Regions from separate parts of the Homo sapiens genome. Here all the other regions are linked to region 1. The links are chromatin contacts, found by Hi-C or POLR2A ChIA-PET in ENCODE. All regions are on one chromosome and are shown on one strand. The core of a region is the stretch at or near the end of the contact, and the rest is flanking DNA. Distances in the headings are between cores, read along the strand shown.

The links. A loop is a pair of places that touch in the nucleus more often than their neighbours do. ChIA-PET counts read pairs that join two places held with the same protein, here RNA polymerase II (POLR2A). Pooled maps may share reads with other maps.
Region 2: a loop to region 1 is called in a map of endothelial cell of umbilical vein, with 12 times the contacts of the local background. The contact joins the enhancer-like site here to the promoter of TMEM217B in region 1. A Hi-C loop is called at or near these places in 1 of 168 maps with a recorded cell type or tissue (endothelial cell of umbilical vein) and 8 of 50 pooled maps. POLR2A ChIA-PET finds 5 or more read pairs at or near these places in 8 of 52 experiments (GM12878, HepG2, MCF 10A and 4 more).
Region 3: a map of CD8-positive, alpha-beta T cell shows a loop between it and region 1 (6-fold over the local background). The contact joins the promoter of CCDC167 here to the promoter of TMEM217B in region 1. A Hi-C loop is called at or near these places in 1 of 168 maps with a recorded cell type or tissue (CD8-positive, alpha-beta T cell) and 9 of 50 pooled maps. POLR2A ChIA-PET finds 5 or more read pairs at or near these places in 2 of 52 experiments (H1 and activated T-cell).

The regions. Positions count from the first base shown.
Region 1 is chr6:37,256,881-37,259,580 of GRCh38, reverse strand. TMEM217B (transmembrane protein 217B) reads left to right here and starts at 1,437. Exons shown (of 2, transcript NM_001395378.1): 1 at 1,437-2,013. It overlaps TMEM217 (transmembrane protein 217), which reads left to right and starts at 1,437. Exons shown (of 3, transcript NM_001286401.2): 1 at 1,437-2,013. TBC1D22B (TBC1 domain family member 22B) reads right to left here and starts at 1,809. Exons shown (of 13, transcript NM_017772.4): 1 at 1,608-1,809. The coding sequence starts at 1,663. RefSeq lists enhancers at 807-1,442, 1,529-1,588, 1,689-1,748 and a silencer at 1,849-1,978.
Region 2 is chr6:37,028,167-37,030,866 of GRCh38, reverse strand. FGD2 (FYVE, RhoGEF and PH domain containing 2) reads right to left here. Exons shown (of 16, transcript NM_173558.4): 16 at 1,798-2,700. Among named protein-coding and RNA genes, the nearest start is that of FGD2, 24 kb to the right of the region's middle. RefSeq lists an enhancer at 1,145-1,224. Within about 2 kb of position 1,391, at least 5 of the 41 ENCODE cell types and tissues checked have a DNase peak (open chromatin) inside an H3K27ac peak, as active enhancers do.
Region 3 is chr6:37,498,578-37,501,277 of GRCh38, reverse strand. It overlaps CCDC167 (coiled-coil domain containing 167), which reads left to right and starts at 1,385. Exons shown (of 4, transcript NM_138493.3): 1 at 1,385-1,456. The coding sequence starts at 1,415. RefSeq lists an enhancer at 1,193-1,392.

The DNA.
Region 1 (2,700 bases), core at 188-2,687:
TACAGGAAATATAGGAAAAAAAGATTGTTAATAGCAACCAGCAGTCAGAAGGCACAGAAGCCCATGCCACGTCCCACATCTCTTACACTGCTTCCTGATACAACAGTCTTCCTATTGATTATGATTATAATCTTAGGATGTCAAAATTTAATGATCTCACTACGGAAAACCCCAGAGAATAGCAGTTAGCACAACTAGAGAGCTCACTAGACCAGGAAGGAAAAGGAATCAGTTGGCAGGAAGTGTGCTTACCTAAAAACACAGAACATCTTTAACAGTAATATTAACACTGTTGAGTCCACAGCACTTTAATCTGAAGTTATCTTTGCATTCCTTTCTATTACTTTAATAAGTATTACTAAAAGCTGATTTCCACCCTATTCTCCATATGTCTACTAGAATCCTTAATAAAATAAGACTCTTGGTGGGGCATGGTGGCTAACGCCTGTAATCCCAACACTTTGGGAGGCCAAGGCAAGAGGATCACTTGAGGCCAGGAGTCAGAGACCAGCCCTGGCAACACAGTCAGACCTTGTCTCTATTTCATTTAAAAAAAAAAAAAAAATTAAGGCTCTTACCTAGCCACTACTGACCCTCATCTCTCTCTCGCTTAAAAAAAAAAAGTCACGAGTTCAAAAGATTATCCCAGAAGGAAAAAACCTGAATCCATTAGAAAAGGTAGCACAGGGGACACAACCAAACATGAATTTCATCACCAAGTAGACTGTAGCTGGCAGAAATCTTAAATTTACGACTGAAATACACACTCTTCCTTATACTTCTCAGGACTTTGCCCAAAATAAACTGAAACAGTAAACCAACAGTAGATTGATGGATGGATAATTTGCCAAAAGTCTCAACATACACCGAAAAGAGGGTGGGGGTAGTCTTAGGGGGTCTGCTCTCCAGTTAAACAACTGAAGAATGAACGAATTTAGTGCATTTGCACAAGAAGTGCATTACAATGCAGGGGAGGAAGAAGTCACTTGGGGTTGGACAAATCCTTAGAAAATGCCAAAGGAATAACCCTGATTCTGTGGTCGTCTTGTAATAATTCCTAGTGGGAAAGGGCCAACTCAAGATAAAGTAAGGTCAGGGTTGAGAATCGTCCTCACTTTTCCTGCCTAACCCTCTCGGCAGGCGGCCCCAAACTCCCACCGGAATCCTTCGGGTAAGTGCCGACCTCAGGGATCAAGGGAAGGGGCCATCCTCGAGCGACCAACCACCTGTGCGTGGTGGAGACCCCTGAGAGGGAGTCCTAATTAGAGTGGGAAGCAGCTCTGGGGAGGAACTTCCGAGACCAGGGCCGACACTGACTATTCACCCAACTCCACTCCCCTTTACGCCCAATCTTCGGCCACCTTCCCGCTGAGGTCACCCCTCCTGAAACCTCCGCCCCCAGACCCCGGTCTACACCCACATCCAGCCGTCCCCAAAGCTCGCTGTTCGCTTCGCTGCCTGACAGCTGCCCTGCCGCCACCAGGCAGTCCCAGCTTCCCCAAACCAGTCTTCTGGCCTCTGTGGCGCCCCAGGCCCGCGGGATTCAGGGATTAGGATCTGGAAGGGTTTGGTCCAATCCCCTATCCCTCTCAGCGTCCTGGGCTCACCTCCCCGGCAGCTTAGCGCTCCTCTTCCAAAACTGCTTGCTGTTCTCAGCGGCCATTGCTCTGGCCGGGGGAAGTCCTTGTAGGCGGGCCAAGGGTTTGCCCGGCGAGATGCCCCCAGACCCCGCAATCTGAGGGCCAACCCAGGCCGCTTCCCCGCCGCCGGTCACCCGCTCCCAGCTCCTGGGGACGCCATCTTGGATGTGGGCACCCCTCCACCCAGCACCGCTGCCATTGGTGAGCTGCGCAAGCCGTGGACGGGCCGACCAATTGGGAGCCGGAATCCTGCAGGCCGCTGAAGCCGACCGGTAACGTCAGGGGCTGGGCACACAGGTGGACGGGGAAGGCGGAGCTTGGACGAGCCGAGAGGCGGGGCTCAAAGTTCCTACCCGCGAGAGGGAAGAAGCAGGTAAGGTAAGGGACCTATGGGAAGGAAGAGGGGATTATCTTCTTCGTGAGGAATGAAGTTCCTTAGTCTAATATTTCTTGGCAAGAGAGAACATACTATGTATTTATATATAGGAATCTTTCACCTAAAAGTAAGGGCCCATGTGTTGGTTGTGGCCCATTTTTAACATCTCTCAATTCAATGACACTCTGGTTATTACCCTCCTTTCCTCATTCCGTTTACATGTCCATTCGTTTTTCTGAAGGAAGGTCAGCAGGGACCCGATAGCCCGGGATTGCTAACTGTTCAACACGTGAGCAACGGTTCATCAGAGTCTCCCTCTCCCTCTGTTTATTGAAAACGATTGAAGGACTTGTGCTGTGGGTTAAAAATTCAAATGATCTAATCCCTATGTCAATCCATAACTCTCACTTTCTGACTATGCTAACAGTGTATATAGGAAATGGTTTATGATAGCTGTCCAACTCAGATTACCAAATACCATTTCTTTGAAGGACACAGTATTGCTCCATCGTGTGAATCACAAAGTTAAGGATGTATCTCCTCCCGGCCCCACCAACATCCTTAATTTCCCTTGTTAATCTATTATAAATCTTGCACCCTTGAATTTATTTTCAATCTAATTTTCCCAGACAATGAGATTTAGTATTAGCATTTTGAATCCTTTGAATGTCTTGTCAGCGTTTT
Region 2 (2,700 bases), core at 142-2,641, 230 kb after region 1:
TGGAAATAACCCAAGTATACTTAACCTGGTAAACAGATGAACAACTGTGGTATGCCCATGCAATGGAATACTACTCAGCAATGAAAAAGGAATGAACTACTGACATGGAGAACAAAATGGATGAATCTCAAATATATAATGCTGAGTAAAGGAAGCCAGGCTTAAAAAGCTATGGTTCCATTTAAATGACATCTGGAAAAGGCAAAATTATCAGTCAGAAACAGATCAATGGTTACCAGAGGCAAGGAGTAGGGGTGTGGGTTGACTACAAAGGGTGGCATGGGGACACTTATAGGGGGATTGTGGTGGTAGCTGTATGACTGTACTCTTCTGCCAAAACTTAGAAAATATACTAATAAGGGTGGATTTTACAGTCTGTAAATTACACCTCAGTAAACCTAACAATGACAGCACAAAGGTTGTGTGCCCTCGCTTCCCTCTCCTGACGGCTACCTCATTTTGCTCCACAGTGAAGCCACTCTCCATACTCCCACTCAGATTAAACCCCTGGAAAAGCTTAGGTATCAGTGCTGCAGAATCGACTCTGCTGTCACCGAGCCAGCTGCCTTCAGCATCATTGGCGAGTTTTAAAATGCTGATGCAGGCCAGGTGCAGTGGCTCATGCCTGTAATCCCAGTACTTTGGGAGGCTGAGATGGGTGGATCACCGGAGTTCAGGAGTTTGAGACCAGCCTGGCCAATATGGTGAAACCCCGTCTCTACTAAAAATACAAAAATTAGCCGGGCATGGTGGCGCACGCCTGTAATCCCAGCTACTTGGAAGGTTGAGGTAGGAGAATCACTTGAACCTGGGAGGCAGAGGTTGCAGTGAGCCAAGATGGCGTCACTGCACTCCAGCCTGGGTGACAGAGTGACAGACTCCATCTCAAAAATAAAAATAAAAATAAAAAATAAATAAAATGCTGATGCTGTCCGGGCATGGTGGCTCATGCCTATAATGCCAACACTTTAGGAGGCCAAGGCAGGAGGATTGCTTGAGCTCAGGAGTTTGAGGTCAGTCTGGGCAATATAGTGAGACCCCATCTCTACAAAAATTTTAAAAATTAGCTGGATGTGGTGGCGTGCACCTGTGCTTCTAGATACTCAGGAGGCTGAGGAAGGAGGATAGCTTAAACCCAGAAGGTCAAGGTTCCAGTGGGCTCTGATCACACCACTGCACTCCAGCCTGGATGACAGAGCAAAACCCTGTCTCAAATAAACAAACAAACACCCTACAGGAGGGAAGTGGCCTCAGGTTGGAGGCAGGCAAAGCTGCTGGGCCTGTGATGGGACAAAAACCTGTGACTCATCCATGCTTCCTCCTTTCAGGGCAGAGCCCAGCAATGGCTGGACCTGCTGAGAGCAGCTGAGGGTGTTCTGGCCACTGCTGGGGCCACTGCATGTGGCCTGCTGACCACTGCCACCCCCTGGTGGTCTCTTATGAAAAAGCATCCTCACCCACCAGCGAGGTGGGGATGAGGGGACAGGGATGCTCCTCCCGTCACCCTTCCTCCCACCATTCACCTTTCTCTCTTGTCTTCCCAGCTTCTTCACTCTCTTTCCCTCTCTTTTGCTTCTCCTCACTCTCCTCCCCTCTCTGCTTGTCTTATTGTTCTGCTCCATGATAGAAAGAGCTTTGACCTTAGTTCACCGGGTTAAAACCTGGCTCTGGCATCTACGAGCTACATGACCAATTGAGCCAATTACTAAACCTCTCTGAGTCGGTGTCTTCATCTGGAAATGGGGATAACTCTGGATGGTAAAATGACATAATCCACATAAAACACCTTGCACAGAGCCTGGTCCAATAGATGTTTATTATTATTATTACTACTATCATGACTGGCACTTGACAGGGGCTCAACCATTGGTTGTGGTAGTTTGCTCTCTTTATTCTTCATCCCAGGTAACCCAGGCTATATATTAGACTCCAGTGGGTACTCTTAAAAAATATGCATGCGCCAGGTATGGTGGCTCACGCCTGTAATCCCAGCACTTTGGGAGGTGGAGGTGGGAGCATCGCTTGAGGCTGGGAGTTTGAGACCAGCCTGAGTAACATGGTGAAATCCCATCTCTACAAAAAATAAAAAAATTAGCTTGGCACAGTGGCACACACCTATAATCCCAGCTACTTGGGAGGCTGAGGCGGGAGGATCACTGGAGCCCGGGAGAGCGAGGCTGTAGTGAGCCATGTTTGTGCACTCCAGCCTGGGAAACAGAGTAAGACTCTGTCTCAAAAAAAAAAAAAAAAAGACCCCATGCCTCCCCCAACTCAGCCCATTTAAATCGGTGGTGGTACTTCAGTACAGGCATTGTTTTTTACATTTTTAAAATTAATTTACTATGTGTTTTTCACCAGTACTCTTTAAAAGCTCCCCAGGAGATACAAATGAAAAACCATACTATGGTGACCACCAGTCCGGGGTTACCTGGGGCTTTCCCAGTTTTAGCACTGGAAGTCCCATGGCCCAGGAGCCCCCTCCCCGCAAGGCAAACTGAGACACTTGGTTGTCCCCTTTCTAGAAAGGAATGGACCCATATTTTCTAATCCCAGATCGGGACACGTGGCCTGGGCGCAGATGGCTGAATCAATTCTCTGAAAGCACCACTTGGGGCAGTGGGTCACTGAGGCCACAGGGTCAGTCTGTGGCAGGAGCTGGGTTCAGGGTGGGGAGAGGTGGGCAGGAGAGCGGCTGGCAGT
Region 3 (2,700 bases), core at 136-2,635, 240 kb before region 1:
AGCTAAAGGATTGTAAATGCGCCAATCAGCACTCTGTAAAAACCCACCAATCAGCGCTCTGTGTCTAGCTAAAGGATTATAATGCACCAATAAGCACTCTGTGTCTACCTAGGGATTGTAAATGCACCAGTCAGTGCTCTGTAAAAACGCACCAATCAGCGCTCTGTGTCTAGCTAAAGGATTGTAAATGCACCAATCTGCACTCTGTAAAAATGCACCAATCAGCACTCTGTGTCTAGCTAAAGGACTGTAAATGCACCAATCAGCACTCTGTAAAATGGACCAGTCAGTGCTCTGTAACAGGGGACAAATAAGGGAATAAAAGCTGGCCATCCCCCAGTCAACAGTGGCAACCCACTCAGGTCCCCTTCCATGATGTGGGAGCTTTGTTCTTTTGCTCTTCACAATAAATCCTGCTGCTGCTCACTCTCTGGGTCCGTGCTACCTTTAAGAGCTGTAACACTCACCGTGAAGTCAGTGAGACCAAGAACCCACCTGAAGGAACCAACTCCAGACACAGGATTACAGGCCTGAGCCACCGTGCCCGACTTTGTTTTTTTTTAATTAAATAGGCAAGAATACAAAATAACAGAGTGCATTACAGGAGGTAAAGGTACTTACTGTGAAACTTTGGTTTTGGTTTCATGGGTAACTGGGCCATGGTATAAAATACATTTTTTTATCGTAGGGTCACAGTCAAAACATTTCAAAGGCCGTGGGTCTATGGTGTACAGTATAGTACGATTACAACAATGTAAAATACTGTGTGTGAGGCCAAGCCTGGGAGGAATAAACAGAAGCAAAGAGGAACTGATAAAGTTGGTAGAATAAAGGATGCTGCTTCTCAGTTATATGTTTTCTGTGATGTTTGTAGGTTGTTCTTACAATAAAACAAACCAAAAAAAAAAAAAAAAAGAAGTCAAGACACAAAGGAGAAATAACAATAGAGGGCCATTATCAGATTCCATTGGCCGAGAAGCTCAAGGCTCCAGCACCGGCCTTGAAGGATGGACAGACTTTGAATGGGGGGCGTGGCCTAAACAGGGACGGGGTTGTTGCTGAAACACAAAACACACTGAAAGAGAACATGGGGTTAAAAAAGGCTCTCAGTGATGCAAAGCGGCTTAAAACTGGGGAAGAAAGGGGCAGGTCTACTCCCGGGCTGTACATTCTGCCTCCCTGTACCGACTTTTCCACCCTCCACCCATCTAGGCTGAGGTCTCAAGCTAGAGGTTGCCCCTCATAAACATGTCCGCACCAAGCCGGCCGCGCCCCTCAACAAGATGGCGACGGCAGCAGCCCCACCTCCCGCTGACTCGGTGGCCAATGAGGGAGAAGCACGAAGACTTGAGCATGCGCACATAGCGACTTGGTGGGCGCGTCCAGTGATGACTGGGGGATCCCGGCAAGTAACATGACTAAAAAGAAGCGGGAGAATCTGGGCGTCGCTCTAGAGGTGAGGGGAAAAGTGGGGGTTGGGCCACCTCGTTAGTTGCCTTCTCCTGGCCGCGGGATAAGGGATAGGCTGGGCTATAGATAGGAGGAGGAGCCAAGCGTAGGATGAGAGGGCGACGCGGTTTGGGGAGAGGGACGGGAGGGGTGAGAAGGCCCACGGGGTTCCCGGAGGACAGGGAGCCCGAGGAGGTGCCGGATGGGCGAACCAGACTCTCTGGAGAGGGCATCTCCAGAGAGGAAGAGACATGGAAGTGAAGGGGAGCCCCAAAGACGGCCTGGCATAGAAGTGAGGGAACTCAAAGCGGGGGACACAGAACAAAAGGGATGGGTACAGAGGTGAGGGAGACCCCAGAGAAATAGGGACCTGTAGAATCTAAGGAGAACTCCCAAAGGGCTAGGACTCAAAGATGAGGGAGCCCATTCTGGTGTATATTATTAATGGTTTAAATATCCTCTAAAAGGGGAAATTTTTCCTCCGGAGTATGGAAGCTTGTACCTTCAAAATTACTTTGGGAATATGTAAAGAGAATTCTGGAATTGGTGATGTCACTGAATGGCTTAAAAATAATTTGCTGCATATAGAAGGGAAAGAAAACATACATACTGAGCAACCGCTATGTGCTACTTTCATTGCATTGTTAATCCTCACTGCAAGCCTGTGAGGTTTGTACAGATGAGGAAATTGAGGTTCCAGGTGGAACCCAGGCTGAGATGGTGGAAGTGGTGGAGCCTGGGAATCAAGCACAGGTGGTCTTCCTGGAAATTCATCTTGCTTCCCCTGTTTTCCTTCCCTTAGGGCATCCTCCCGGAGGTTGCAGGAGAGGTACAGGGTCATAGTCTTCTTCAGGCTTACTAGTGAGTTCAGTGATTCTCAAACTTTAGCATGCATAGAGTCACAGGGCTTGTTAAAAATGGAGAGTTGAACTCTTCCCACACCCCGAGTAATTCAGTAGGACTTTGATGTGCATTCTTAACAAGGAATCTGCTTTTTTTTTTTTAAGACAGAGTCTCGCTCTGTTGTCCAGGCTGAAGTGCAGTGGCGTGATCTCGGCTCACTGTAAACTCTGCCTTCTGGGTTCAAGCGATTCTCGTGCCTCAGCCTCCCGAGTAGCTGGGATTACAGGCACGTGCCACCATGCCTGGCTAATTTTTGTATTTTTGTAGAGACGGGGTTTCACCGTGTTGGCCAGGCTGGTCTTGAACTCTTGACCTCAAGTGATCTGCCCGCCCGCCTTAGCCTCCCAA